Linked DNA regions of Homo sapiens: region 1 is linked to region 2. A link is a loop called in an ENCODE intact Hi-C map of the cell type or tissue named here. Cell type or tissue: heart right ventricle. All regions are shown on one strand. Each heading gives the region's core, and the rest is flanking DNA. Links, peaks and the distances in the headings are about the cores only. Region 1 overlaps FLNB (filamin B). Region 2 overlaps SLMAP (sarcolemma associated protein).

Region 1 (15,160 bases), core at 3,004-11,003, 250 kb after region 2:
CACAAAATTTACCGTCTTAACCATTTTTAAGTGTATAGTTCATTAGTGTTAAGTGCATTCATTATGTCGTGCACCCATCACCACCATCCATCTCCATAATTCTTTACATCTTGTAAAACTGAAGCCCTGTATCCATTATATTTGTTTAAAATTTTGTTTCGCTTCATGTTCACACCTCTGGGGTCTGGAGAGCAGACATCCTGGCAGAAAAGTCTGGATTTTAATACTTAAGCCTAGTGTTCGAAGTGGTTGTTCCAAGCCTCTGAGATTCCTTTATTCTTAAGGGAAATGATCCTGCTGTGTTTGAAATGCCATTTGTAGGAGAAGAAGGGCAACGCTTTCTGCAGAAGCACTGCTCAGAAGCCTTGCTCCCGTCTGGGTCCTCTCAGCGAGGAGCAGTCAAGAGTCAAGTGGGGAAGAAAGAGGATTATAGTGAGGAAGGGGTCATGGTGTAACTGTCCCCTGAGTTTGGGGGCTGCACTCCCTTGGAGATGGAATCCTTACTGTGAGAACATCCCTGCAGTGGGAGGGATTCCCTGGGCGAAGGGATTCTGTGTGTCGTGTTATAAATGTGGCCCCTTACATCCAGGCTTGCTGCTGTTTGTGCTTTCTTCCCCAAATTTTTATTTTTATTTATTTATTTTTTAGACAAAAGTCTTGCTCTGTTGCCCAAGCTGGAGTGCAGTGGCATGATCTCAGCTCACTGCAACCTCTGCCTCCCAGGTTCAAGCGATTCTCCTGCCTCAGCCTCCCGAGCAGGTGGGATTACAGGCACATGCCACCACACCTGGCTAATTTTTGTATTTTTGGTAGAGACGGGGTTTCGCCATGTTGGCCAGGCTGGTCTCCAACTCCTGGGCTGAGGCAATCCTTTCACCTCAGCCTCCAAACCTGCGGATATTACAGGCATGAGCCACTGCGCCTGACCTCAGTATTTGTCTTTTTGTGACTGATTTATTTTTCTTCCTATATGTCCTCCATGTTGTAGCACGTGTCAGAACTTCATTCCTTTTCGAGGCTGCATTCCACTGTATGTATATATGTTTTGCTTCTCTCTTCGTCTGTTTTTTGTTTGTTTTTTCTTGAGACTCGCTCTGTTCCTCAAGCTGGAGTGGCACTGTCTCGGCTCACTGCAACCTCTGTCTCCTGGGTTCAAGTGATTGTCCTGCCTCAGCCTACCGAGTAGCTGGAAGTACAGGCACGTGCCACCATGCCCAGCTAATTTTTGTATTTTTAGTATAGATGTTTCACCATGTTGGCCAAGGTTTCACCATGGGGTTTCACCATGTTGGCCAGGCCGGTCTTGAATTCCTGATCTCAGGTGATCTGCCCACCTCAGCCTCCGAAAGTGCTGGGATTATAGGCATGAGCCACCGCGCCCGGCCATCTTCATTTGTTGAAGAACATTTGGGTTGCTTCCGTCTTTTGTCTGTTGTGAATAATGCTGGGTGTACAAATATCTCTTTGAGTCTCTGCATTTAATTCTTGTGATTATAAACCCGAAATGGAATTGCTGGATCATATGGAAATCTCTTTTTAATTTTTTGAGAAACTACTATACTGTATTCCACAGTGGCTGCACTACTTTACAGTCCTGCCAACAGCATGCAAGGGTCCTGGTTTCTCCACATCCTTGCTAACATTTGTTTTTTTTCTGTTTTTTTTTTTTGTTGTTGTTGTTGTTGTTGATAGTGACCATCCTGTTGAGTGTAAGATGGTGTCTTATTGTGGTTTTGATTTGCATTTTCCTAATGATTAGTGATGCTGATCATCTTTTCATGTGCTTATTGGTCCTTTGCATATTTTCTTTGGAGAATTATCTACTTGCCCATTTTTATATCAACCTTCTTAATTTTATGTTGAGTTTTAGGAATTCTCCATGTATTCTGGATATTAGTTCCTTATCAGATAAATGATTTGCAAATATATTCTCTCACTCCTTGGTTTGCCTTTTCACGCCGTTAACAGTTCTCGTGTGCAGGTTATAAACGCGGCTTCTTATCTCCAGACTTGCTCTTCCTGTGCTTTAAAATAAAAAATCCAAAACAAAACATTCATTATTAGTAATGATAAAACTAACACTTTTATAGATAGAGCATTCTTTTCTCATCAGGCCACTCAATAGTAAGTAGGTAATTATTTTCCTGCTGATGGTTCTGAGGGTTGGTGGGAGCCTTACTACTGGGTGCACCACGCTGAATCTTCTTTGTTGCCAAATTCTCCATATTCTTTAGGAGAAAGCACCAGAAAGCCATAGCTGTCTGCGTACAATGACTGGGATCACAAGGCCATGACGTCTTCTAAAAACATTTTGTGACTTCTGCTTTATTCTATGTCTATATGCCTTTTAGTGTTTTGGCTGAGCCGTTAGAAAGTAAGTTGCAGATATCAGGACAGGGTCAGGGTTTGACCTGCATCCTTGGAAAGGACTGCAGAACCCAGTACCCCAGACGTCCCCTGCTGCTGGTTGAGGCAGAAGTGGAGATTAGGAGCCTAGGTCCGGTTTTGTCCCCTTTGAAGTAATGCTGGAGTGGGAGGCTCCTTACTTCAGAGTCACCCCAAGGTCACATTCATCCAGTTCTCTGATAGCAGCAGGTTTGAGAACTGCTGCCATGCTGAGTACTCACTTAGGGCTTTGTGTCCGGATGCTCCCAGGATGCATTCAAGGAGCCGGGTGGGCCTTGGTGGCGGTCGTTGCCACCAAGTGGCAACATCCAAGCTGCTTGAAGCCACCCACAACCCCACAACCAAGAGAAGAGAAGACCAAAGTCCTCAGGTAAATCACAAGTGTGAATGACTTGCAGGGTGGCACTGGGGTCCTTCTTGTTGTTTGTTGCTTGGAGCTGGGTTTATTGTTTCATTATTTGGGCAACTTGCAATTCTGCCTATTTTTCTATGGCAAAGAACACATTAAATCTCTCCTTAGATTGAATTTCCTTCCCACCCCCACCCCCAGCACAGAGCCTGGCCCTATAAGTGCTCTGTGTGGATTAATGGCTGTGAGTGAGCGAATAAATGACATGGCGCCTGGATTCACAAGCGGAGATGGCCTAAGAACGTTGTAATCTGGTAGAGGAGTGATGCCAACACCTCCTCATTCTCCTTTGAACTCTGTTTTCTGAAGAGCAGCTAAAAGCTCAAGACTGGGCTAAGGAAGTGTGCCCTTGGATGTGGTTAAGAGACCTGGGTCAGCCCAGAAAGCCACCCCCTGACACGGGGGAGGGAGCATACTTTGAGGGCTGACACCCACAGGCACACCTTCTCATGGTAGTTTTAGGGTATAACAGGCTGGAAATCCCCAGAAAGGTGGCTGCTTGGGCATGGGTGTGTCCTGGCCTGGTGTGGGCGCTTCCCCCTCAGAACACAGGCTGTGCCACGTGGGGAGCCGAGGTCCTGCCTGAGTAACCCAGGTCCCTGATTGCTGGTTTTGCTCCCTGACACCTGCAGGCCTGCCACTCCACCTCGCAAAGTCCCTGAGTGACAGCTTGCAGGTGCTTGCCTGCCTGGGGTGGATGAGTGATGTGGATGGCTGTAGGATCCTGTGAGTCCCTTGAGGATGCAAAAGTAGAGCGCGTTTTGCCTTAGAGGAATGGACTTGTTGGCTTGGGGCTTGAGGACCCTCCCAGAGGTCAAAGACTCGGTTTTATAGAAGGGAAGTGATTTCCCTGAGGACTTTGGTCTTCTCTTCTCTTGGTTGTGGGTGGCTTCAAGCAGCTTAAATTTCTCACCGCACGTTCCCCTGCGCAGAGCAGTTTGAGAAGCTGGTGGCAATGTCTCCATTACGTGCTGTGCTGGGAGCCACTAGGATTGGGGACCACTCCATGTAGTACTCTGGCACCTTTAGAAATCCCTGTGAGCTCACAGACCCTCACAGAGTAACAGCTTCTACCTTGAAATGTTCTTAACGTGGTGGTCCTGGCTGCTCCTGGAGGGCCCTAAAAGGGATGGTGCTGAGGGTGGCTCTCTCAGTCCCATCCTCTTCTGAGCTGTCTGGTCAGTGTCTTGTGTATGTATATTTTGAAGAATAAGATTCAGGTTTCAGAAGCATGTAGAGGAGAGTGAAACTGTCTTGCAGCCTGCGAAGTCGTGGCGAAATGCACTGGCCATCACTACCCAGACATCCCTCACTTCATAGCCCTGTTGGGGAATAAACACAGTCCATTCCTTAGTTGGGGCCTCAGGGGACACTTTAAAATGCTGTAGGCATTGTAGGTGTAAATCTCCGAGATTTTTTCCCTCCCCCTTCTTAGGTTATTTAAGGTACAGTTCATTTTCTATCTGAGTTTTTGTTTTGTTTTTGACTGGTAACAAGAGCATACTTTCTTTTATGGGATGGGTGGGCTTAACTGGAAGAGGGTTTTTCCCTCTCTTTTTTAGCACTTCAGAGAAGAGGCCAGAAAACTTTATGCGGGTGAGGGAGGAGGTATCCCCAAGACCTCTGGTTAGCCTGAGGTCTGCTTAGTGAGCCCCTGAATTGTTAGGGGCTGTGGGGAAACGGAAGCTCGGGAAGAGTTGGCACGTTGGGAATGCCACGTTGGCTGAAGTAGCGAGTCAGTCCTGCCTTAAACAGTACAAAAAGGAGACCTTTCCTGCCCCTTGGCTGGCTCCCAGCTCTGTTGAATTTGACCTGTACACATTTTACCAGGAAATGTTGTTCACATGAGGCAGGGGGCCAATTGGTTTTGTGTGCAGTGCTTAAAAATGCTGGAAAATTAATCCTCTCTTCATTGATGCAACCAGTTTTTTTTTTTTTTTCTTGGCCTTTACCCCCTTCCTTATTACAAAAGGAATGTGACAAAATATACATAGGCCAAATGCTACACCCTTTTAACACTTGATCAGCAACAGCTTTCAGCAGGGCCTGCATTCCAGCAAGGCTGCTGGATTCTTGGGGGGAACTCGTCTCTCCCTCACACTTTCCTGTTACATTATGCCTGGCCGATTGTGGTGAAGGGGATCTTGATCTACTGAGACAGCCATGAGATTTCTTGGAGCCTCGATTTGGAGGGAGGGAACTTGGCCAACCATGGAGAGAAGAAGCCGGCTGTGTGCCAGCCTGGAACCGGCGAGAGGAGAGAAATGGCGCACACATGGCTATCGCGTGCCACCCGGCCACCCGTGAGGGTGCCTGCCAATCCTGCAAGCACCATCTGCCTTCACACTTGCAATTTTATTTTCTTTCACATGGAAATGGAAGTTCAGATATTGTGCGATGGTCTTAGCACAGGTCTAGGTGAACTCTTGCAAATCCCTGTTGCAGCCTGGGGGCCTCAAACTGATTCCTAGGACAGAAATGGTTCTGTTTGGTGAGTGGCCCCAGGCCCAGCTGCACTGGCTGGCACTGGGTATGATGATGGGGAGGTGGTGTGGCAGAGCAGCTAGGACACAGATTTGGGGGCCATGGGTATGAGGCCCAGCTCGCACCCTTACCAAGGTGTGTGACTTGGGGCACGTTCCTTTACCAGTCTGAGCCACAGTTTCCTCTCCTGAAAAAATGAGATGACAGTAGGAACTACCCCTTAGGACTGTTTTGATCTTGAATTGAGGAAATGCATAAAAGCACATAGCATGGTGCTTGGTGTGTAGAAAATGCTCATTAAGTTGCTTCTGTTATTATTAGCTGCTCTTATTTGATCTAATTTTTCTGTTATTCTTGCCTTGTGGTCAAAAGCTAGAAGAAATAGATCTAAGATACTTTCTACATTGATTGGAATCAAGTCTCCCCTGTCCGTGAGAAGAATGAGGGATCTTGAGGGGATTTTAAATGCCAAGTTAGCTTTTTGGTACCCAAAGGTAAACTGAGTTTTCTCTCTTGTTCCAGGGCAACATGCAGGTTCTGGTGACTTACGGTGGCGATCCCATCCCTAAAAGCCCTTTCACTGTGGGTGTTGCTGCACCGCTGGATCTGAGCAAGATAAAACTCAATGGGCTGGAAAACAGTAAGTGCCTGAATGGAGAGCAGATGGGTTGTTGATGACCCCCCAACGTGGCTGCTGGTTAGATTTTCTTCAAAAGGTGAAATTTGCAGAGAAGCAAATTCTATGTTAAGAGACTTTGCAGTTGCACAGACTTTGGTTCGAATTAAGGCCGTGGTGTGAAGTAACTGTGACTGTGTCTGCCCCTTAGCCACACCGAGACTCAGCTTTCTCATTTGTACAGTGGGGGGTGGTCGGCGGGGAGAGGTTGAGAACACCCATGGGAATATTTTGAAAATTATATGAGCTAATGGTTCAGAGGCTGGCACGTAGTCAGCCCCCTGGCATTGCAGTAGGAAGTTTTCATTAAAAAGAGAATTTGGGCTATGTTGCTTTCTGATGAGTTTCTAACTGTGCCAGCTATCCTTGGCAACTGAATCCGCACTAAGGTTGCGAGTCAAGCATAAATGCCAAATCCCTGGCACTCAGAAGTCACTACCACCACACCTCTGCCCCATCCCAATGTTCCTTTAGCTTGTTAGGGATTTTACTAGTATAAGCTCATTTCGCTTATTTTCAATTTTCTGATTATTTTTTAGTAGGGAAAATTTCAAACAGAAAAGGAAAGAGAATAGTATAACATGAACACTGATGTACTTATCACTCAGCTTCAGATGTGCAACACATGCTCATAAAATGATTTTTTTATACAAGTAAAAATATATCCATTTTTCATCTAAAAAACATTACAGTTAAGGGATAATTCCACTTTAACCCTCACCTCTCCTTCTCCCTAGGGTTAACCAAAGTTTTCAATTCAGTTTCTGTTCTTCCAGATCTTCTCTCTGCATCTATACATATAGATGTGCCTGTGGAACACATTTGGCTGTATTTATTTTGCATTAAAGTTGCCCTGCTGTATAAACCTACTTCTTCGGCCTGCCTTCCAACAGTGCATCTCGGGAATCATTCACTCCTACATCTTTTCCGTCTGTGTTTACTGCTGAGTGGCTCCAGACTGGATGTACCTCAGGGCTCACATTCACCTGGTTTCAGGCTTACTGAGGCAGGGCTGAGTGCATACCCCCAGGACGGGGCCTCCTGTATTCACCTGTGAGGGTTTCTCCAGAGTACCACTAGCAGTGCCATTAGTGAGCATCTTCCTTCACTCGTGACCCAAGTGCACAAGTTGCAAGCAAGGCCAGCTCCCAGTTGCAGAGATCCAAAGTGAGAGCTCACTGTTGGCTTTTGTGGCTGGAGCAGCCAGCTCTGAGTGTGTAAACGTCCACTGCCCAACCCTGTCATGTGTCCCCTTGTCACTCCTTTCCCCAAGACACTGAGAGCTTTGACTCCAGAACAGGAAAAGCAGGGTGCCAATTAGGAAAGCCTCTTTTCCGGTGGGAAGTAGCGATCCGGGACCTCCTTGCCTGTGGTTCGGCAGTGTCCATCTTGCCAGGCCCTATGTTCCTTCAGAGTCAAGGTTCTCTGGGTTGTGGCAGGGGCCCTGTGTTCCCAGTGCTTTTGTTTTGGGTAAAGTCCTTTCCCTGTTCTTGTCTAATCTAACACTTGGGCTTCCTGCAGCCCTGCTTTGCAGAGACCTTTTGGAAACCATCACGGTACAGTCAGTTCTCAGCACTTGCTTCAATCGGCTCGCATTTGGCAGCTCTGTGACTTCTGCTTTCTTGAGGGGGAGGGGTGCCTATAAGATGGAGTTGGCTGCCAAGAATTAGTAAATAAAACATTGACTTATGAGGGTGTTTGGATATCAAGTTAACACCAAAAGTAAGTAAATAAGAGACGACAGTGTCAGATTACAACTTTCTGGTCAGCAAAGATTGTGGGGTCAGGTAAATTTCACTTTGAGTCCCAGCTTGGCAGGCTGCTGCATATGTCACCCTGGACAAGTTACTTAACCTCTCTGAGCATCAGTTTCCCCATCTGTGAAAGCCATTGGTTAATAATAAATACCCCATAGGATTGTGGTGAAAATTAAGACAATAACCTATTTGTGCTTGGCATATAAAATGCATTCAGTAAATGATAGCCGTTATTGCTGTCATCACTAATTGATTATTGTGCCGACACTTGTTGTTACTGAGGCTGAGATGCTGATGATACTTACTCAGCTTTGCTGCTTGTCCTCTGCAGCAGCTGTTGCTTACAGTGGAGGCTGAGATAAGTCCCCGTGTCCAAAGAACCATTGCTTCTGTGCTCTGGATTGTTCCTGCTGCTGAAAAGGGTCAGCTCTTCACCTCAGCTTGTGTTTCTTTTCCAGGGGTGGAAGTTGGGAAGGATCAGGAGTTCACCGTTGATACCAGGGGGGCAGGAGGCCAGGGGAAGCTGGACGTGACAATCCTCAGCCCCTCTCGGAAGGTCGTGCCATGCCTAGTGACACCTGTGACAGGCCGGGAGAACAGCACGGCCAAGTTCATCCCTCGGGAGGAGGGGCTGTATGCTGTAGACGTGACCTACGATGGACACCCTGTGCCCGGGAGCCCCTACACAGTGGAGGCCTCGCTGCCACCAGATCCCAGCAAGGTCAGCCTTTGCTTTTGTCCCAGAACTTGTCTCATTGCTGTCAAACATGACACCATAGTCCTTCTCTGGTTCTTCCTGGCAAAGACCTTCTGAAAATCGTTTTGTGATGAAAGTTAGCACAATTCACTGTGAAAGGTCCCCTGGGTAGGTGGGTCACAACCCTGCTCCTCCTCTTGCTCTCTGACTACAAGACTTTGGTGAGGGGCTCCCTGTCCCAGAGTCTTCTTTCTTCGCTTGTTAGCATAATCACAGTCCTCACTACAAAGCCAGCCTGTAAGGGGTAGGTGAGTTAGCAAACGTGGAGGCCTCTGCCCAGCACCCAGCTCACAGACGGAGCTCACCCTCCAGAAGCTAGAATCATGTAATATAAAAATACATTATTCTGGCCAGGCGCGGTGGCTCATGCCTGTAATCCCAGCACTTTGGGAGGCCGAGGCGGGCGGATCATGAGGTCAGGAGATCAAGACCATCCTGGCTACCACGGTGAAACCCCGTCTCCACTAAAAATACAAAAAATTAGCTGGGCATGGTGGCGGGCACCTGTAGTCCCAGCTACTCGGGAGGCTGAGGCAGGAGAATGGTGTGAACCTGGGAGGCGGAGCTTGCAGTGAGCTGAGATCACACCACTGCACTCCAGCCTGGGCGACAGAGCAAGACTCCGTCTCAAAAAAAAAAAAAAAAAAACCACAAAAAAAAACATTATTCTTGGCTGGGCGCAGCGGCTCACGCCTGTAATCACTGCACTTTGGGAGGCCAAGGTGGATGGATAACTTGAGGTCAGGAGTTTGAGACCAACCTGGCCAACATGGTGAAACCCCATCTCTACTAAAAATACAAAGATTAGCTGGGTGTGGTGACGCATGCCTGTAATCCCAGCTACTCGGGAGGCTGAGGTGGGATAATCGCTTGAACCTGGGAGGCAGAGGTTGCAGTGAGCTGAGATTGTGCCACTGCACTCCAGCCTGGGCAACAGAGTGAGATTCCGTCCCCTCCAAAAAAAAAAAAAAAAGTTCATCGTCATTTCTTCATAGTAACCCTGACTCAAGGGGTTTTGGAAGATTTCCAGTGGTCTCAATGGTGTGAATCCTATGAAGGTGTCTTATTTGTTGAATTAGAGGTGAAAGCCTCCTTCCTCACTCTTTTTTAGAAACAGTTTAGTTTTATTATTATGCAGAATTTGTTGAGCAAATTGCAACAGCCCAAGCCACAGCTAGCTCCACAAGAGCCCTTCCATGAGCCCTCAACCTGGGATCTCGTGTATCTTTGTTGGAATGGACATTAGGTTTCCAAGTCCAGGCCTGTGATTTAGAAGGGTCAGGTTGGGTAGGAGAGAGGAGAGTCTTGGAGGGGCTGCTCCATGGGGGTCACACCTCTCTCCTGTGGGTTTTCGCTGGTGATTGAGTTCTGAGGCATTTGCTGCATTGACTGTTGTAGCTTTAACTCGTGTGCACGTGTGACACATAAAGCCCCAAGAGAAGGGCTGCCTGGCTCAGATGCACTTCCATGCTGATTATATGCATGGGTGTTGAAAGCAGTGCTGGCTGAGCAGCGATCCCAGTGCAGTTTGACTTTATTCTTTGCTCAAATAGGTGAAGGCCCACGGTCCCGGCCTCGAAGGTGGTCTCGTGGGCAAGCCTGCCGAGTTCACCATCGATACCAAAGGAGCTGGTACTGGAGGTCTGGGCTTAACGGTGGAAGGTCCGTGCGAGGCCAAAATCGAGTGCTCCGACAATGGTGATGGGACCTGCTCCGTCTCTTACCTTCCCACAAAACCCGGGGAGTACTTCGTCAACATCCTCTTTGAAGAAGTCCACATACCTGGGTCTCCCTTCAAAGCTGACATTGAAATGCCCTTTGACCCCTCTAAAGTCGTGGCATCGGGGCCAGGTCTCGAGCACGGGAAGGTGGGTGAAGCTGGCCTCCTTAGCGTCGACTGCTCGGAAGCGGGACCGGGGGCCCTGGGCCTGGAAGCTGTCTCGGACTCGGGAACAAAAGCCGAAGTCAGTATTCAGAACAACAAAGATGGCACCTACGCGGTGACCTACGTGCCCCTGACGGCCGGCATGTACACGTTGACCATGAAGTATGGTGGCGAACTCGTGCCACACTTCCCCGCCCGGGTCAAGGTGGAGCCCGCCGTGGACACCAGCAGGATCAAAGTCTTTGGACCAGGAATAGAAGGGAAAGGTGGGTTTCATTTAAAAAAAAAAAAAAAAAAAAAAAGACAAGCTGGGACTTAAGGGCTACCTGAAACTTGGAGCTGCAAACTCAGCCACCTGCAGGAGCCAGGTGACATATAAGGCGGTGCTCACCTGTTCCCTCTGCCTCGGGGAGTAGTTGGGGGGCCCTGGTGAAGGTTAAGCACATTGCATTTCTGGGGACCGTGCTACTCAACCCCTGTTTTCTGTTTCTCCATGGGGAACAGGACCTAGCATTGTCAGCAGAATCTCTAGTTTTTTGGCAAAGGCAGAAATCTTGATTTTTCTCTGGAAACTCAACATACAACATGTTGGCATTTAATTGGAAAAAAGTTTAAAATGTAGTGTTGTCTAACACCTGCATGCCACACAGCAGGTTAGTCTTCAACCTTTAACCTGTCCTCGAGCCCGGTGTGAGCAGTCGTGTTGTCACTTAGCCGTGGCTACTCTAGAAAGGCCTTCTTTGGGATGGAGGGGGTTAATATTCTTGATTTGAGAGTTAGAAAAACCAGTTTTCCAGTTACTGAAATTGGACTTCATGTGTCCTGAAGTGCCAAGAACCTTGGTTCTGGGGTTTGCTTTTGGGTCTGGGGTACTGGTGGCAGTGTTAGCTATGTGCTTGCTCTGCAGATGTGTTCCGGGAAGCTACCACCGACTTTACAGTTGACTCTCGGCCGCTGACCCAGGTTGGGGGTGACCACATCAAGGCCCACATTGCCAACCCCTCAGGGGCCTCCACCGAGTGCTTTGTCACAGACAATGCGGATGGGACCTACCAGGTGGAATACACACCCTTTGAGAAAGGTGAGCCGCCCTGTCCTCGGACTGGACCCTCGTTCAGAGCTGCCCTTGGTCATTGCCTCCTGGTGGCTGGTACTGATGCCTGCCCCATGTGCTAGGCCTGTCTCAGCAGGGCCACGTGCAGAGTGACAGAGTGGAAGTCAGCGTCCGCTGCAGTCACCTGCCCACTCAGTGCCTGGCTTGCTGGCCTTGTGTAATAGGTGGGCTGGGTTTAGCCTCAGTCTCACCTCAGCAAGTTATGGGGTAATGTCATGATGTTGCTCATTTGTGCCATTTTTCTTTGCGTATGAATTTCTTTCTTCTTGAGTATTAGGAATTATAAAAAATTTCAATAAATAGAAAACCATAAAGAAAAAAAAGTGCCATGTATATCTCCACTACCTGGAGATCGGAAGCCTGCGATATTCTGATATAGATATTTTCAGTCTTCTTGTGGATGCCTGTTTCTTCTGTTTCACGGGTTTCGCTTTTTCTTTTGGTTAATGGCTGGATGGTGTTTTCCCGAATGAGAGTAGTCTGTTTAGGATGACTGACTTGAATATTTGCTTGGTTGGGGTGGAGTGGCTTATGTGACTGCAGATAGACGGTTTGTATTATTTAAAAGTCAGATCATACCTACATTACTGTGGGATTGTTTTGTTTTGTTTTGAAACAGGATGTCACTCTGTTGCCCAGGCTGGAGTGCAGTGGTGTGATCACGGCTCACTGCAGGCTCAACCTCCTGGGCTCAAATGATCCTCCTGCCTCAGCCCCCTGAGTAGCTGGAACTGCAGGTGTGCACCACCACACTCAGCTAATTTTTGTATTTTTTGTAGAGATGGGGTCTCGCCATGTTGCCCAGGCTGGTCTTGAACTCCTGGACTCAAGTGATCTACCCACCTCGGCCTCCCAAAGTGCTGGGATTATAGGTGTAAGCCACTGCCCCCAGCCACATTACTGTGTTTTTAACCCCCTTTTCCAAATAACATAGTATAGCATGCAGACTTCGATGCTAGATGAAACTCTGAAGTAGAGAATCATTTTTCACAAATAGGGGATTTGTATGCAAATATGCGTTTCTGTTTGTTGTTTTGAGCAGGTCTCCATGTAGTGGAGGTGACATATGATGACGTGCCTATCCCAAACAGTCCCTTCAAGGTGGCTGTCACTGAAGGCTGCCAGCCATCTAGGGTGCAAGCCCAAGGACCTGGATTGAAAGAGGCCTTTACCAACAAGCCCAATGTCTTCACCGTGGTTACCAGGTAGGCAAGGCCCTACATTTGGTGTCTTGAGTCTCACTTTTGTGGCTAGATTCTACCTATGTGTCATGGTTTCCTAACTTTTGATAAGATGAATTTTTATTTTTATAACATGTATTTCCTTCTGTAGAGACTTATGTTACATAGAAAGACCAAGCATACCTAAAAAACATACCAAAGCACTTGATAATGGTCATGAAACTATTTAGCAAACCAGGAGTCAATCAAGCTCTATAACTTGATAATGTAAAAATTTGTAGCCAACCTTGTAAGTATTTTTATTAAAGTTGGTTGCAAGGCATATGCCTGCGTTGTACTTGCAGTCCTAGCCAGTGCAATTAGATAAGAAAAATAGGCTGGGTGTGGCGGCTCACACCTGTAATCTCAGCACTTCAGGTGGCCGAGACGGGACAATTGCTTGAGGCCAGGAGTTTGAGACCAGCCTGGCCAACATGGCAAAACCCCATCCCTACAAGAAATATAAAAATTAGCTGGGCTTGGTAGTACACGCCTGTAATCCCAGCTACTACTTGGGAGGCTGAGGCATGTGAATTGCTTGAACCCAAGAGACATAGGTTGCAGTGAGCCGAGACCGCGCCACTGCACTCCAGCCTGGGCAATGGAGTGAGACTCTGTCTCAGGAAAAAGAAAAATAAATGAAGCATAAGCATTGAAAATGAGGGGTCAGAGTGTCTTTACTTACATTATACTAATGTGAAATTCCCTATGTGAGAGGTGTAGTAATTGAGTTGGGGTGGCTACGTGGAATAGTTTATAAAGGGAATTTGCATGAATTTTGGCAATAAGCAGACCAGCATAAATAAATGGTGCACATTTCACTTTCTTTTCCACTCTTTCCAGAGGCGCAGGAATTGGTGGGCTTGGCATAACTGTTGAGGGACCATCAGAGTCGAAGATAAATTGCAGAGACAACAAGGATGGCAGCTGCAGTGCTGAGTACATTCCTTTCGCACCGGGGGATTACGATGTTAATATCACATATGGAGGAGCCCACATCCCCGGTGAGCTATTCCTCAGAGAGGACCCCAGAGAATAATTGATTTTGCAGGAAAATGGGTTTGATTTTGGTTATCTCTCTGAGTGGGGAAAACAATCTGATATTTGTAATAGCTGCAAAAGGAGAGTTTTTCTTAGGGCTACATCTCCAAGATTATCTCAACTCCCAGTAGAACCGGTAACATGGCAAAAAGCATCGGCTTAGAATTTTGACTGGAAACAGTTGTGCGTGTGTTGGAGGACCTAGTTCTTGATTCAGGGGAAAGCTGGTTCTTTACAAAGTTGAAAATCACAGTGGCTCACACCTGTAATCCCCAAACTTTGGGAGGCCAAGGCATGCAGATTGCTTCAGGTCAGGAGTTTGAGACCAGCCCAGGCAACATGGGGAATCCCCATCTTTACAAGAAATACAAAACTTAGCTGAGTGTGATGGTGCGTGCCTGTAATCCTAGCTATGTGGGGTGGGGGCTGTGATGGGACGATGTCTGAGATGGGAGCCTGGGAGGTTGAGTGAGCTGAGATTGCGCCACTGCGCTCCAGCTTGGGTGACAGAGGAAGACCCTGTCTCAAAAAAAAAAAAAAAGAAAAAGAAAGAAAATTTCTACCTTATTTTGTGCTTGGCTCCTTATTCATGTGTCTTGGTTTCTTTTTTTTCACTGACAATACTAGTAGCTGATCAAGATATGCAGATTCAAATTCTTTCTTTTGTATTTAGTGATGTCATGTGTAATCACTGTGAAACACGGTTTCTCAACTCCGGCACTATGACACTTTGGGCTAGATGATTCTTTGTGGTGTGGGGCTGTCCTGTTCATTGTAGACTTTTGTCAGCATCCCTGCCCTGTACCTGCTAGATGCCCATAGCAGACTTCTCCTTCCCCATTCTTATTTGTGGCAACCAAAAATGTCTCCATATCTTGCCAGATGTCTTAAGGGACAAAATCACTTCAGCCTGAACCACTGCTGTAAAGATTCAAACAATAAATAAATATATGACTTAAGTAGTGAAAGACCCTCCTCCATTTGTTTTGGGGGGAGGACTCTCCATAGGTTCTAGTTATCTACTCAAATGATTGTCACCCCCACACATTTTATTTATTTATTTCAATAGCTTTGGGGTACAAGTCGTTTGTGGTTACATGGATGAATTCTATAGTGGTGAATTCTGAGACCACCTCCCCCGCCCCCATTTCTAAAAGGGCAGGCAAGTGTGTGGTGTGGACAGAAGACCGAGGGCTGGGGCTGTTCTGGGCCACTTATGCCTTGTCTTAGGTGTGGTGTGAAGAGGGCAAAGCCCCACCCCAGGACCCCAGGAGCAGAAAGAGCCTCAGCGGGGTCTTGTTCTTCTTTCTCTGGGTCACGCTGAGAGGGGAAGGGCAGGTTGAGGGGCCCACTGCTGGGTTCTGGGTTAACTCTCAGGCAGCTGGAGTGTCCACTGACCACACGCTTTCCT
Region 2 (15,160 bases), core at 4,689-12,688:
ATAAAGTCATATAATACTATTATGTATTATGTACTATATATAATTATATGTGCTATACTTTTATATAACTGGCAGCACAGTAGGTTTGTTTACACCAACATCTCCTCAAACACGTGAGTAATGCCCCCTTGTGTTACAATGTTAGGATGGCTATGATGTCATTAAGCGATAGAAATTTTTCAGCTTCATTGTAATTTTTGGGGACTACTGTGTATATGCAGTCTATAGTTGACTGAAATGTTGTTTTGTGGTGCATGACTGTGTATGTGTGTATGCATAGATATATGTCTACATACACACAGTGTGTATGTATGTGTGTGTGTGTATAAAATGCAAACCTGAAACATTTGTTAGCTTTTTCTATTGTATGTTTTTAAAAACTTGCTCTTCCAAATTATGAATAAAAAGAAAACAAAAAACAGGTGACTTGTTTTCTATTATGGGAGAAGTTGCAGTTAGAGAACCTCTAATAGCAGTACTTTCAGCCCAACAAATGAGACTAAAATGATGTGGCCCATATACATGGAGTAGCCATTTCCTATCTGCAGGGAATATGTTCCATGACCCCCAGTAGATGCCTGAAATCACAGATAGTACCAAACCCTATATCTACTATGTTTTTTCCTATATATACACATACCTATGATAAAGTTTGACTTATAAATTAAGCATAGTAAGAAATTAACAATAATAATAAAATAGAACAATTACAACAGTATACTGTTATGTGAATAAAAGTTATGTGAATGTCAACATTCTGTCTGTCTCTCTCAAAATATCTTGTACTGCACTATAACTGAAACTGTGGAAAGGGAAACCAGAGATAAGCGGGGACTGCTGTATGTTTTACAAAGTACTATCAAGTTTCACTACTTTAAAATACATCAAGTGGGATGTAATATGAAAATATTTTAGAATATGCTGAAAATTGATCACTCCTCAAAAGAATCATGATGAGCTTATTAGAATCTGTTTTGTGATTTGTAATACTAGGAGGCCTTACATCGGGAACAAATGTTGGAACAGAAGTTAGCCACGCTTCAGCGGCTACTAGCCATCACCCAAGAGGCTTCAGATACCAGTTGGCAGGTATTCCAGTTGTTTTATATTTAAGAAACATTTAAACATAGTTTAATATTCCATACATGTTAAATAAACTAAAATGTAGCAAACAAAGACAAAGTTATTTCCTAACTAATGAACAAGTTGTTGAAGATTTAGCATTTTACAGTGGATGCTGGTCAGTTTTACGCTTTTATATCTTTTGTTGTCAGTAGCAACCTTTTTTTATATACATGTGACTTTATAATTACTCGGGTTTTACTTACATTTAATTTTTCTTCAATAGGCTTTAATAGATGAAGATAGACTCTTATCACGGTTAGAAGTTATGGGAAACCAATTACAGGCATGCTCCAAAGTAGGTATTAACCTCAAATGTGTAAAATGAAATGCATAGTTTTTTATGTAACATCATTTCTTTGACTATCATTTTGAGTATATGCTAAAAACTTCATACATTTCCACAATTCTTTTAAATCTTTTGTGCTGAGAAACGTCAGACATCCATGTAAATAAAAATAATTACATAATGAATACCCATGTACAAGTCTGTCTTTTTTCTATTGCAGTTAATATTTCTTGAAAAAACTGGGTCATTTGTCCTCTAGAATTTCCCTCAGTCTGCATTGTTATTTAAACATTTTTTAGCTCCCCCTCCCACTCCATAAAGTAGTAGTTCCATCTAGAGATTTGATGTGATTTAGGTTCAGTTTTTCTTTTTGTCAACAACACTTTATGGATGGTATTGTGTTCTTCCACCAAGGGACAACATAATGTCTAGTTGTCTTTCTTTTTGAGATTTTTATCAATCATTGATGATCCCAGGCTAGATCCATTATTTCATTACGGTTACAAATAAGGCTGGGCGCAGTGGCTCACACCTATAATCCCAGCACTTTGGGAGGATGAGGCGGGCGAATCACCTGAGCTCGAGAGTTCAAGACCAGTCCAACCGACATGGAGAAATCCCATCACTACTAAAAATACAAAATTAGCCGGGCATGGTGGCACATGCCTGTAATCCCAGCTACTCAGAAGGCTGAGACAGGAGAATCCCTTGAACCCAGGAGGCAGAGGTTGCAGTGAGCCAAGATCGTGCCATTGCAATGTAGCCTGGGCAACAAGAGTGAAACTCTGTCTCAACAACAACAACAACAACAAAAAAGTTACAAAAATAATGATGTAATTCTGTTATTCCTTCACTTATTTAGCTGGGTTACTTCTATAAAGAGAAGTTTCCTTCCATACACAGTGGCTCATGCCTGTAATCCTAGCACTTTGGGAGGCCAAGGCAGGCGGATTGCTTGAGGTCAGGAGTTCAAAACCAGCGTGGCCAACATGGCGAAACCCCGTCTCTACTAAAAGTACAAAAATTAGCTGGACATGGTGGCATGTACCTGTAATCCAAGCTACTCAAGAGGCTGAGACAGAATTGCTTAAACCCGGTGGGGGTGGAGGTTGCAGTGAGCCAAGATCGCACCTCTGAACTCCAGCCTGGGCGACAGAGCGAGACTGTCTCAAAAAAAAAAAAAAAAAAAGCGGGGGCAGTTTGAGACCAGTATGGGCAACATGGCAAAACCCAGTATCTACCAAAAATTAAAGATTTGCTTAGCATAGTGGTACATAACCTGTAGTCCTAGCTACTCGGGAGGCTTAGGTGGAAGGATCGCTTGAGCCCAGGAGTTTGTGATTACAGTGAGTTATGATCGCAGAACTGCGCTCCAGCCTTGGTGACAAAGAGAGACCCTGTCTCTAAAAAAACGAAAAAAGGAAAAACAATGGCCATTGTTTTTTGTAACTTTGGCATCAAAAACCAAATACCACATGTTCTCATTTATAAGTGGAAGCTAAGCTATAGGTATGTAAAGGCATAAAGAGTGCTATAATGGACATTGGAGACTCAGAAGTTGGGAAAGTGAGAGGGGAGTGAGGGATGAAAAACTCCCTATTGAATACAATATACACTACTCAGGTAATGAGTGCACTAAAACCCCAGACATCACCACTACATAATTCATCCATGTAACCAAAAACCACTTGTATCTCTAAAGGTATTGGAATAAAAAAATTTAAATAACCCTGAGGTATGTTTTCTACGGGGAAAGCAAGATAAGTGATTTTCTCCCCTTATTTATTAGATTTCAGAATAATGAATTGGTGGTTTTTCATCTACCAAAGACTGGCCATGAAGTGTTTTCTCACTCCACTTAGATTTAAACATATTTGATGTATTTAAATCTGGTGCAGTTGTTTTTCTTGTTTTAGAGACAGGGTCTTGCTATGTTGCCCAGGCTGGTCTTGAACTCCTGGGCTCACGCAATCCTCCCATCTCGGCCTCCCAAAGTGCCACGGCCAGCCTATTTTTCTTATTGATGCTCAAATTATCCCATCTTTGGTCTGTGTAAATGTCTTCAGAGTGATAGCTTCATGCTGTCATTTCAGACAAGATGTTTCAGGCTCATTTTGTACTTTTCCTGCCCCAGACATGAAGTCTGCTTTTCCCCCATGGTACTCTTATTCCTTTTGTTTTAACCATTGTTTCAGAATGCTTGGTGCCTTTGAAGGTAATTGATTATTTTTGCCTACAAATGTGAATATGGTGGCTTGCAGAAAATATGACAAATATAAAAGTAACTAATTTTGTATATTTTAGGGAAATTCTCAATTGCCTATAACTTTTTTTTTCTATAGGAAGTGGAAATTAGTAAGTTTGTGAAGGCATAATTTACTTATGCAACTTGTAAATACATCTTTAGTTAATACAGGGCCAGAATCATTTATGTTTGGAGGTACCTTAATATATAATTTAAAGTATATCATAATGTGTTAATTTTTTTCAAACAATAAATGCTTTTAAAAAATAACTTGTCTATAATTATAAATATCTTTTATTGTAGAATCAAACAGAAGATAGTTTACGAAAGGAACTTATAGCATTACAAGAGGATAAACATAACTATGAGACAACAGCCAAAGAGTCCCTGAGGCGGGTTCTTCAGGAGAAAATTGAAGTGGTTAGAAAACTTTCAGAAGTTGAGGTATTTCAATCAAAAAAAAAATACTAAATAGTATTATGAGTGTTCAAAAAAATCTCAAGCATTCCAGGATACTTTAAACTTGGGTATTATTATATAGTTAGGAAATACTTTCTGTCTGTCAGGTGGGAAGGAACAGTTACGCTGCTTTCATTGACAGCAATTCTCCATGTGAGTTTTGGTACTTACTCCCTAGTCAATGGCTGAGGAAATAAAAGCGTAACCAGGGAATCTTATTGTTTGCATTCTGCTTAGGATTCACCCTCCATACAGCAGACCATGATATGTGCTGGGGAATTGATTTCCTGTCACTTGGTTTTGCTTTGCTTCTATTTGAGGGGGGTCAGTGTAAGGCCAAGAGTCTACACTACTTGTTCTTTTTTAATTCACTCTGCAGAGAGGAAAACTAGCTGTGTCATATATTTAGGAAGTTCAAAGGTGAAATCATCTCCAAGGTCCTTTCTAGGTCTTGGAGGAGCAATCAAAATGCAATTTTTATTGCTTTGGGGAAAAAAATTCTAATTCATAATATAGATCTTTTCTTTGAACCACTGCAAAATTACCACATAAATAATGTATTACTAGAATTAGTTAAAATGCTCATCAGAAACTAAATGGTAAACATACCTTTCCTTACTACAGGTATAGTTTGTATTGCTACCTCATCCCATAGTGCCTGATTCACTGTTGTGTGATTAATTTGATATATAAAGAAAGTTACTAAGTGTCTTTTAATTTTTTATTAAATTGATTGCTGGATATTATTAAACTTGCTTTCAAGGATTGATAGGCTTAAAATATTTTCACAGCTAAAAGTCATACCCATTGGCCTTTCAAAAATGTAATTATATAAAGGCAGCATCCTTTTCCTGCCCCTGCTCTCCCTCCACTTTTATTTTTTTGTTGTTTTTGTTAATTCTTAGTTATGTTTTCTGTTTTAGTGTGAATTGAAATTCTTATGTTATTTGACTCAGCTTTATTTAAAGTCCAGGGCAGATGTTGATTTAGAATAGTCCATAGAATTATACTTTTTATAAATTTCATTTAGAAGGAATTCTAAATAACAAATATACACTTATTCTAATTAAATTGCCTGTAAACTTGAATCGCAGCGAAGTCTGAGTAATACTGAAGATGAATGTACCCATCTGAAAGAAATGAATGAAAGGACTCAGGAAGAATTAAGAGAATTAGCCAACAAATATAATGGAGCAGTTAATGAGATTAAAGATTTATCTGATAAATTAAAGGTATGTATTTACTCTGCCTGAAAGTATGTTAAGCTAATAATCCCTAACACACTAGATAGCTTAAGATTTTAGGTATTGCTTTAGCTGGGCGTGGGGTGGCGGGCGCCTGTAATCCCAGCTTCTCAGGAGGCTGAGGTAGGAGAATTGCTTGAACCCAGGAGACGGAGGTTGCAGCGAGCTGAGATCACGTCACTGCACTCCAGCCTGGGCGACAGAGCGATACTCCATCTCAAAGGAAAAACAAACAAACAAACAAACAAAAAACAGTTTGGGCCAGGCGCAGTGGCTCACGCCTGTAATCCCAGCACTTTGGGAGGCCGAGGCGGGCAGATCATGAGGTCAAGAGATTGAGACCATCCTGGCCAACATGGTGAAACCCCGTCTCTACTAAAAATACAAAAATTAGCTGGGCGTGGTGACACATGCCTGTAGTCCCAGCTCCTTGGGAGTCTAAGGCAGAAGAATCACTTGAACCCAGGAGGCAGAGGTTGCAGTGAGCCAAGATTGCACCACTGCACTCCAGCCTGGCGACAGAGCAAGACTTCGTCTCACAAAAAAAAAAAAAAAAAAAAAATTCAGTTTGAAAACCACTGGTATAGATAGATATTTTGAATTGATTTGCATAGTCTCCTTGAATGTGTTAAATTATGCTGAAAGTATGAAAGCAGGATGTAGGTGGTACTACATATTAAATAAGATTTCTATAAAAAAAGATTTTAGGTATTGCTGAATAGTTATTGATGTAAAAATTTGGTAACAGTTGAAATTTATAGTGAAAATAAGGTGTCTGTATTCCATTTAGCCCAACCTCCATTACTATAGATAATTGAAAGCCTGTAAATGCTGACATAGTTCCTCTGGATGAATATGTAGTCAGTGCTTCACAATAGACATTTCTAAAATATATAACAGGAAGTAGATGAGAATCAGCAAAACCCATGATATTCAGATGTTTTAAAACCTAAAACTGCTTATCATTAGGCCATCTAAAAGGCAGGGCCCAGCTATTTAGTGCTGTGCTGGAACAAGCCCAGAGAGAATCTGGGAATGATCTCCCTTTTAGCTTTCAGGGATGCTGTTAACTCTGCTTTAGCTGCCATTCCCTCTATCTATGAGACATCTAGGATAAGGACAGATCAGATCATAGGGTAATGATAGGGTAATGTCTAGTTGGTCCTTTAGAATCTTATAACTGAGGAAAAAAAAAATCTTATAACTGTTTGTGAAGGTCCATCTTGGTTTAATTCAAACTATGGATTGAGTGCCTAGAAGATATGTGTTTGTTAGAGAAGACCAGAGCATACCTCCGTTGGTTAACCTATGATAGTTTTCAAAGTTGGTCTTGTTAAAAGGAGATTGTCATTGTCCATTTTTGTTGCTATAAAGGAATAGCTGAGCCTGGGTAATTTATAAAGATAAGAGGTTTATTTGGCTCACAGTTCTGCAGGCTGAAGCTTCAGGCTGCTTCCACTGATGGCAGAAAGCAAAGTGGAGCTGGTACGTGTTCCATGGTGAGAGAGGGTCTGGGAGAGGTGCCAGGCTCTTTTTAAAAACCAGCTTTCATAGGACTAATAGAGTGAGAATTCACTCATTACCATGAGGACAGCACCAAGCCATTCATGAGGGATCTGCTCCCATAACCCAAACACCTCTCATTAGACCCCATCTCCAACACTGAGGATCAAATTTCAACATTGAGGCTTGGGGGACGAACATCCAAACTATAGGCAGAGAGGTCTTTTTGAATAGTGATTGTACTGTCATCTCGTTACTAAATAATTTTGTTTAAAATTTCAGAATGTTAACATGATAGAACTTCAAAATTGAAATGATAGTAATTTTAGGGAAAAATCTTACTTCCCTCTTTAAAAATACGATTTTTTTTTCCACATTGACCCTTTACCTCTGTGTGTACTGAGCCTACTTGCTTCCTCCAAGTTTCTCTCTCCTGGGTGTTATGGAGGAATAACCCAATGCAGATAATTTTTGACATCAAGCCTTTGTCTTTATCATCTTTACTGGTTTAGAAATGTCAGGTTAGCCGGGCGCAGTGGCTCATGCCTGTAATCCCAGCACTTTGGGAGGCCAAGGTGGGCTGATCATCTGAGGTCAGGCGTTCGAGACCAGCCTGACCAACATGGAGAAACCCCGTCTCTTCTAAAAATACAAAATTAGCTGGGTATGGTGGCGCATGCCTGTAATCCCAGCTACTTGGGAGGCTGAGGCAGGAGAATCACTCGAACCCGGGAGGCGGAGGTTGCCTAGGCAACAAGAGTGAAACTCCATCTCAAAAAAAAAAAGAAAGAAAGAAATGTCAGGTTTACAGATAATGTTCTGTAGAACATTTCTTTTCTACAGAACAAACTTTTCTTAGAAGTTTAAGTGAATAAAGGCATTCCTGGGGCTCGCTCTTAAAACAGAGTTAGGTTTGTTAAATAACTGAATTTTCTTATTTTTCTAGGTAGCAGAGGGAAAACAAGAGGAAATCCAACAGAAGGGACAGGCTGAGAAAAAAGAATTACAACATAAAATAGATGAAATGGAAGAAAAAGAACAGGAGCTCCAGGCAAAAATAGAAGCTTTGCAAGCTGATAATGATTTCACCAATGAAAGGCTAACAGCTTTACAAGGTAAGTAGCTAATCCAGAAATTGATTTTATTTTATTTTTTTTCTTGTTATCTGTGAAATATCTTTTTTTTTTTTGGACTTTTATTTACAGTACGGTTAGAACATCTTCAGGAGAAAACTCTTAAAGAATGCAGCAGCTTGGGTAGGTGGCATCCATATTTCTTACTTAAACCTGAATTTTATCCTTAAACTTTTGACCTTGTTTACTGTCTCACACTGCATTTTTTAAGGGATGTTTTATGTATTAGGTATAAAGTATCTATATTCTTTTAGAAAATTTTCTTTAAAAATATGCTTGATTGCCACCAGTGGGCACCATTGTTTTCCTTGAGATGAGTGAAATTTCTGCTCTGAGATCTTCTACCTCGGGATATTTAAATAAGAAAAGTACATGAACAGCAGGATCCCTTTTAAAGTGTTCTATACAATCTTAATCTTAGGAATGCAGAATGCCATGGTTACACTTGAGACCACATTTAAAGTAATACTTCTTTGATCAGGCAATGATATACTGTCTTAATCCTAGGGATACAAGTTGATGACTTCTTACCTAAAATAAATGGGAGCACAGAAAAAGGTAGTGTAAAAAACTTAAATATATATATACTTTTTATGATATCATTTTAGTATTTAAGCAGGATAAGGAGTTCAGGGTTTTAAGTGTTTGGAATGAAAAGCATGCTCTCACAGATCATTGAACCCCATCATTTAAAAATCAAGCTTTCCTTTATTTTGTAAGAGTTGATGCTGTGATCAATTCTTAGATATCCCTTGTTATATGGAAATTTCAATTACTCAAATCAGAAAATTATTAAGTTCACCTTTAGCAATATATAATATAGATCTTTTTCCCCACTCTGTTTTTCGAAGAGCTGTACTACCATTTTGTTTCATCAAGTTCTGCCTCCAGTGATACTTGACCCCCATTTAAAACATTCGAGTTTATTTAACAGCTTATTGAGCCCTTGGACATATCATAGAAACTACTTTGTTTATCCATCTGTTTCATTGATCAGAGAGAACAGGGTCAGTTTTTTCTGCCATCAGAAAAATCTTTTATTAGTTGTTGGTTCTGTGACCCTTCTTTCTGGACAGCGTGGGTTCTCTCTTGCCAAAAACATATAGCCACTATTGGTTTTCCTGTCACTACACGGGGTACTTTTTACCCAGTGACCTCTATTATCCTTCAGTCTTGAAGATCCCTAGTCATTCTCCTTCTCTCCCCTTCCATCTAACATTAATTGAGCACCAACTATGTGCCAGACCCTGCGCTAGGTGCTTGGAGTACAGTAGAAATTAAACTCTTTTCTGTGTTTACCAATCTATGTGCCTTTCATCTCAGTTTTCTACAGAAGTTAGTCGAAGATATCAGAGTTGATACCCAGAACTTATTAAATATTTTTTCCCTTAGCCAGGCATTGTGGTGTGCGCCTGTAGTCCCAACTACGTGGGAGGCTGAGGTGGGAGGGTCAGCTGAGCCCAGGAGGTTGAGGCAGCAGTGAGCCATAATTGTGCCACTGCACTCCAGCCTGGGTGACGAGCAAGGCCCTGTCTTTAAAAAAGAAAAGAAAAGAAAAGAAAAGACAAAATATTTTTTCCATGTATCAAGGGATATCATAATAGTTCTTGGGCAGCAATCAAACTGGTAGAGTTAGGAGGTGGGTTTTTTGGTTCTTTTTTGGTTTGGTTTTGTTTGGTCAGGTTTTAATCAAGAGCTGGCAGTATAGGCTCAGGTAATTGTGTGTATGTTAGCTGCAAGGTCAAAACCTTATTTGCATATGTAATGAATTTTGAAACTCTCAAGAAAAATGTTCATTAATCATTGCTGTTTGACTATTCTACGTATGTTTTGTAAAATGCATTGACTTTTTAAAATTCCAATTTGATGGAATTTAAATTTGAGAATTTTTAAAGGTGTAGTTTATATTCATTGCGATCAAGCAGATCGCTTGAGCTCAGGAGTTTCAGACCAGCCTGAGCATCATGGTGAAACTTTATCTCTACAAAAAATACAAAAATTAGCCACGCATGGTGGCCACACACCTGTAATCCCAGCTACTCAGGAGGCTGAGGTGGGAGGATCACTTGAGCCCAGGAGGTCGAGGCTGCAGTGAACTGAGATCATGCCACTGCAGGCGATGGGAGTGAGACCCTGTCTCAAAAAAAAAAAAATCATGTCCGGGGCAGTGGCTCACACCTGTAATCCCAGCACTTTGGGAGGCCAAGGCGGGTGGATCACTTGAGGTCAGTAGTTGAAGACCACCAAGGTCTGGACAACTTTGTGAAACCCTGTCTCTACAAAAAATACAAAAATTAGCTGGGCGTGGTGGCACGCTACTGTAATCCCAGCTACTCTAGGAGGCTGAGGCAGGAGGATCACTTGAACCTGGGAGGCAGAGGTTGCAATGAGCCCAGATCGTGCCACTGCACCCCAACCTGGGCAACAGAGTGAGACTCTTGTCTCAAAAAACAAAACAAAACAAAACAGTCAATCAGTCATCACCCTCTTGATTTTATATTAATAATGTTAGTATTAACCCAAGCTGGGAACCTGCTATTCATTCCTTCAGTTAAGAGAATCGTTTTATGTACATGGAACCATCTTTATACTATTTAGAGTTGTAAAATTACTGATTCATTTTTTTCCAGTTCCAGTTGGTTCAGATGAAAATAATAGTAGACTGTTTTCATATTGTATTAATATAATTGTTAAAGACTCCTTGATTTTAAGAATAAATATTTTAGATACTTAAAGGTAACTCCTTGCCATAATTATTTTTTCCTTATTTGTGTGCTTGCTTTTTTGGTGGTGATATATTGAGTTACGGTATGATAGTGACTAATAGAATATTTTAAAAGAAACTAAGCAATAAATTTCTAGATGTACACGAAAACTTAGTTAAGGGTGGACTTTGGAATAAGATGCGTCACTTAATTCCATTCCAAATCACTTATAATAATGAACCAATTTTCAAGTATCCCAGTATTACCAATGTCCATACCCATATTATATAATTTTAACTAAATTATTCTTTAAATAGTAGAGAGCCAAATATAGTTGTAAGAGAATATTTTTAAATATCTGAAGATGTTAAAATTAATAATACTAATACTTTCAGTGAATCCCATTTTAAAAATTAAATATAATGTAGCTACTAAAAGCACAGGTTTTGTACTGTAAATTTTTTGTGTGTCTTATCTAATAAGCATAAGCTGAATGTATCTTAGAGAGTAAAGGACAGTGTTGTCCGAAATAAACATAAGGCTGGGTGTGGTGGCTCACACCTATAATCCCAGCACTTTGGGAGGCCAAGGTGGAAGGATTGCTTGTGTCCAGGAGTTCAAGACCAGCCCGAGCAACATAGTGAGAACCCATCTCTATAAAAAAATTAAAAATTAGCTGGGCATAGTGGTGTGCACCTGTAGACCCAGCTCCTCAGGAGGCTAGATGGGAGAATCACTTGATCCCAGGAGGTCAAGGCTGCAGTGAGTCATGATCACACCACTGTACTCAGCCTGGGTGACAGAGTGAGACCCCATCTCAAAAAAATAAAAAATAAACATAATGAGAGCCACATACATAATTTTAAATTTTCTGCTGGGCAAAGTAGCTTGCTCCTGTAATCCCAGCAAGGGAGGATTGTTTGAGCCCAGAAGCTCGAAACCAGCCTGGGCAACATAGTGAGACCCCATCTCTAAAAAGAAAAAAAAAATTTTTTTTTTAAATTAGTGAGGTGTGGTGGCATGTGCCTGTAATCCCAGCACTTTGGGAGGCTAAGCAGGGAAGACTGCTTGAGGCCATTAGTTTGAGACCAGCCTGGGCAACATAGTGAGACTTCTGTCTCTACACAAAATTTAAAAATTAGCCAAGTGTGGTAGTACACACCTGTGGTCCTAGGTAGTTGGGAGGCTGAGGAGGGAGGATCCCTTGAGCCCAGAAATTCAAGGTTGCAATGAACTATGATTGTGCCACTGTACTCCAGCCTGGACAACAGAGTAAGACCCTGTCTCTTAATTTAAAAAAATTCTGGCAGCCACATTGTATTAGTCAGGGTTCTCTAGAGGGACAGAACTAATGGAATATATATATATATATATATATATATAAAATATATATATGTGTATTATATATAAAAATATATATTATATATGTGTGTATTATATATAATATATATTATATATATTATATATGTGTGTATTATATATAATATAATATATGTTATATGTGTGTATTATATATAATATATGTGTGTATTATATATAATATATATTATATATGTGTATTATATATAATATATATTATATGTGTATTATATATATAATATATATTATATATATTATATATATAAAGGGGAGTTTATTAAGTATTAACTCACACAATCACAAGGTCCCACATAGGCCATCTGCAAGCTGAGGAGCAAGGAGAGCCAGTCTGAGTTCCAAAACTGAAGAACTTGGAGTCTGATGTTCGAGGACAGGAAGCATCCAGCACAGGAGAAAGATGTAGGCTGGGAGGCTAGGCCAGTCTCTCTTTTCACATTTTTCTGACTGCTTATATTCTAGCTGCACTGGCAGCTGATTAGGTTGTGCCCACCCAGATTAAGGGTAGGTCTGCCTTTCCCAGCCTACTGACTCAAATGTTAATCTCCTTTGGCAACAACCTCACAGACACACCCAGGATTAATACTTTGTATCCTTTAATCCATTCAAGTTGACACTCAGTATTAACCACCACACACATTAAAAATATAAAAAGCTGGGTGCAGTGGTACATGCCTGTTGTCCCAGTTACTTGGGAGGCTAAGGTAGGAGGATCCCTTGAGGCCAGGAGTTTGAGGTTGTAGTGCACTACAATCACACCTGTGAATAACTACTGCACTTGATCCTAGACAACATAGCAAGATCCCATCTCTATTATATATATATATATATATATATATATATAATATATATAAACAAAACAAATTCTAATGATCTATTTTGCCTACAGCATCCAAAATATTTCAATATTAATAAATATTAAAATGATTAATAAATTATTCATAAAATTTCATATCACTGTTTTCTTACTAATTCATTGAAATCATTGTACATTTGTTTTATGCTTAGGACATCTCAATTAGAGCTAGCCACATTTGAAGGGTTTAGTAACTACAGTAGCTAATGGCTATAGTATTAGATAACACAGGTATATAAATAAAAATCCATAGGAAACTCATTTATATAAATAAAATGTATTTTAAGTAGAGTGGTTCTCTATCTTTTTATATTAATATCAGATTTTATCTAAACCAGTTTAGTAAATATTTTAATGTAGAGTTCAGATAAAAGTGTGATTGTTAGCTTTGTAAGTAATGGTAGGATGTCCCTCTTTAATAAATGTCATCTTAAGTTCTTTGATATTAGTCTGAAATATGTTTCAAATATGTTTTGTAAAGTCCTTTAGTTAAGTTAAAATATCATTCCAAATGAGTTTATATATATATAACATGATGATGTAGTTTGAGTTTTTAAAGTGTTACCATAGCTAAAATGGGATTTATGAAAAACAACTTTTTATCCTGGCAATTACTATTATACTGAGGGCTCCCGTTTTGCTTTTCCTGGATCCAGTTGTCAAATTCTTATTTATTAGATTTTTTTTAAATTTCAAATTTCTGTTGCTGTTAGTATTTTTTTCTTTTTGAGGCTATATTGTATCACTATATAGTATTCTAGGTATGTAGTGCATTGGTCTCTCCAAAACACAAGTTTTATCAACCTTTTTCCTCCATGTTTTTGTCTTATACTGATGGTGATGATAGATGAGAGGCTCTGCACACCATGTAACTTATTAAAGCATAATGATAAATTTTAGTATAGAATTAAAGAAGGTAGCCAACAGGAAGGATGTAAAGAGAGGTAAGGCATGATCTAAGTAGGTAGTGTCTGCCTCTCATGCAAAGTTGAGACGACTGAGGAGTAACGTGGCCTGAGGTGGACGAGAGGGGAAGGAGGTTTTTATAGAGAGAATGGTGCCAACTCATGTGTCCCCTTTGACAGATTCTAATGCTTTCACACTTTCCAAGTAGTCATTATGTCAGAATATGTTTTTAACACTTCAACTTCCAAAATAGATTTGGTCATTTTGAAAGATATAAATACACGTTAAAGGACATTATCCAGATTCAGAAGTAACTCTTTAAATCACAATAAAGATTATTGTAAGAAAAGAACTGAAACTTTTATTTAACCACTATGTTACATTTTTATTGTCTCCATTCATTTCTTTAAATGAAAAATAAATTCTGTTTGACTTGAGCAAAACCATTTACCAAGCTCTTACTTTGAAATGAATAGGCACTGATTTTGGTCATTTGGGCAGAGATAAACAATTTAATGTTTTAATACTGTATGAGGTACAGATTAAGTGACTCAAAAGGGAAGATTATGAAATGAATATGTAAAACTTATTACATCAATTTCTTAAAAATCTTATGGTATTACTTTATGATATTCTTAAAGTATTTACCTTTTGCCTCTTAACTAAGATGAATAGCTTTGAAGAGGGAGTATGATAGAACAATCACTTGAAAATTAATTTAATTTAATAATGACAAACTTAAATTATTTAAGGGTATTTGTTGAGTTCTAGTGGACAAAAGGTGGAAGAACCATTTTAAAGCAATATATTTATGTGATTTTCTTGAGCTCTTTGGATAAAAACTACACCTTTAAAAGCTAACCATTCAGTGTACAAATTAATAATAATTTTCAGTCATTTAACTCCAAAATATGTCTGCTTTAGTATCAAAATATATTAAGCCTTTATTAGTCTTACTTAGTACCCATGTTAATACTTTTCAGTTTTCCTACCTTTGCTGTTGGTTTTCAAAGACAGCAACAAACTATATCCTTAAAGGTGTTTCTTTCTTTATTAGAGCACTTGCTTTCAAAGAGTGGCGGGGACTGCACTTTTATTCATCAATTCATAGAATGCCAGAGTGAGTACAGAGTATTTTTCACATTGATTTTAATGAAGTCAGGGGCTAAAACTTAAAAGTGAGAGGTAAAATGAGGATCTCAATGTGTTTGTTATAGCAGAAGTGCTTAAAGGGGCATCTTTAGACAGCAGCAAACCTTTTCATAACTATTTGTCTTTTGAGAAAAGTATTTCTGTTGCATTTGCCTTCACAGATGGAGCT

What was found. Hi-C counts contacts between places; a loop is a spot of excess contacts. Peaks named below come from ENCODE experiments on the same cell type or tissue, not always from the same donor. Only the 100,000 strongest peaks of a DNase experiment are listed, where the experiment ranks them.
Region 1: it touches region 2 in a loop (3-fold over the local background); 4 of 110 quality-filtered maps call a loop at or near these places.

What each region holds. Positions count from the first base shown.
Region 1 is chr3:58,113,051-58,128,210 of GRCh38, forward strand. FLNB (filamin B) reads left to right here. Exons shown (of 46, transcript NM_001457.4): 19 at 5,822-5,939; 20 at 8,191-8,453; 21 at 10,043-10,640; 22 at 11,282-11,455; 23 at 12,531-12,693; 24 at 13,552-13,712. Among named protein-coding and RNA genes, the nearest start is that of FLNB-AS1, 50 kb to the right of the region's middle. RefSeq lists a silencer at 3,293-3,442. In heart right ventricle, for the core only: no CTCF peak of the experiment used is centred there; DNase peaks (open chromatin) are centred at 4,611 and 7,381; H3K27ac peaks cover 3,715 bases.
Region 2 is chr3:57,856,740-57,871,899 of GRCh38, forward strand. SLMAP (sarcolemma associated protein) reads left to right here. Exons shown (of 25, transcript NM_001377540.1): 7 at 994-1,089; 8 at 1,349-1,420; 9 at 3,960-4,100; 10 at 5,210-5,347; 11 at 7,809-7,977; 12 at 8,068-8,118; 13 at 8,503-8,553; 14 at 14,897-14,959. Among named protein-coding and RNA genes, the nearest start is that of SLMAP, 110 kb to the left of the region's middle. In heart right ventricle, for the core only: a CTCF peak has its summit at 8,295 (motif pointing right); no DNase peak of the experiment used is centred there.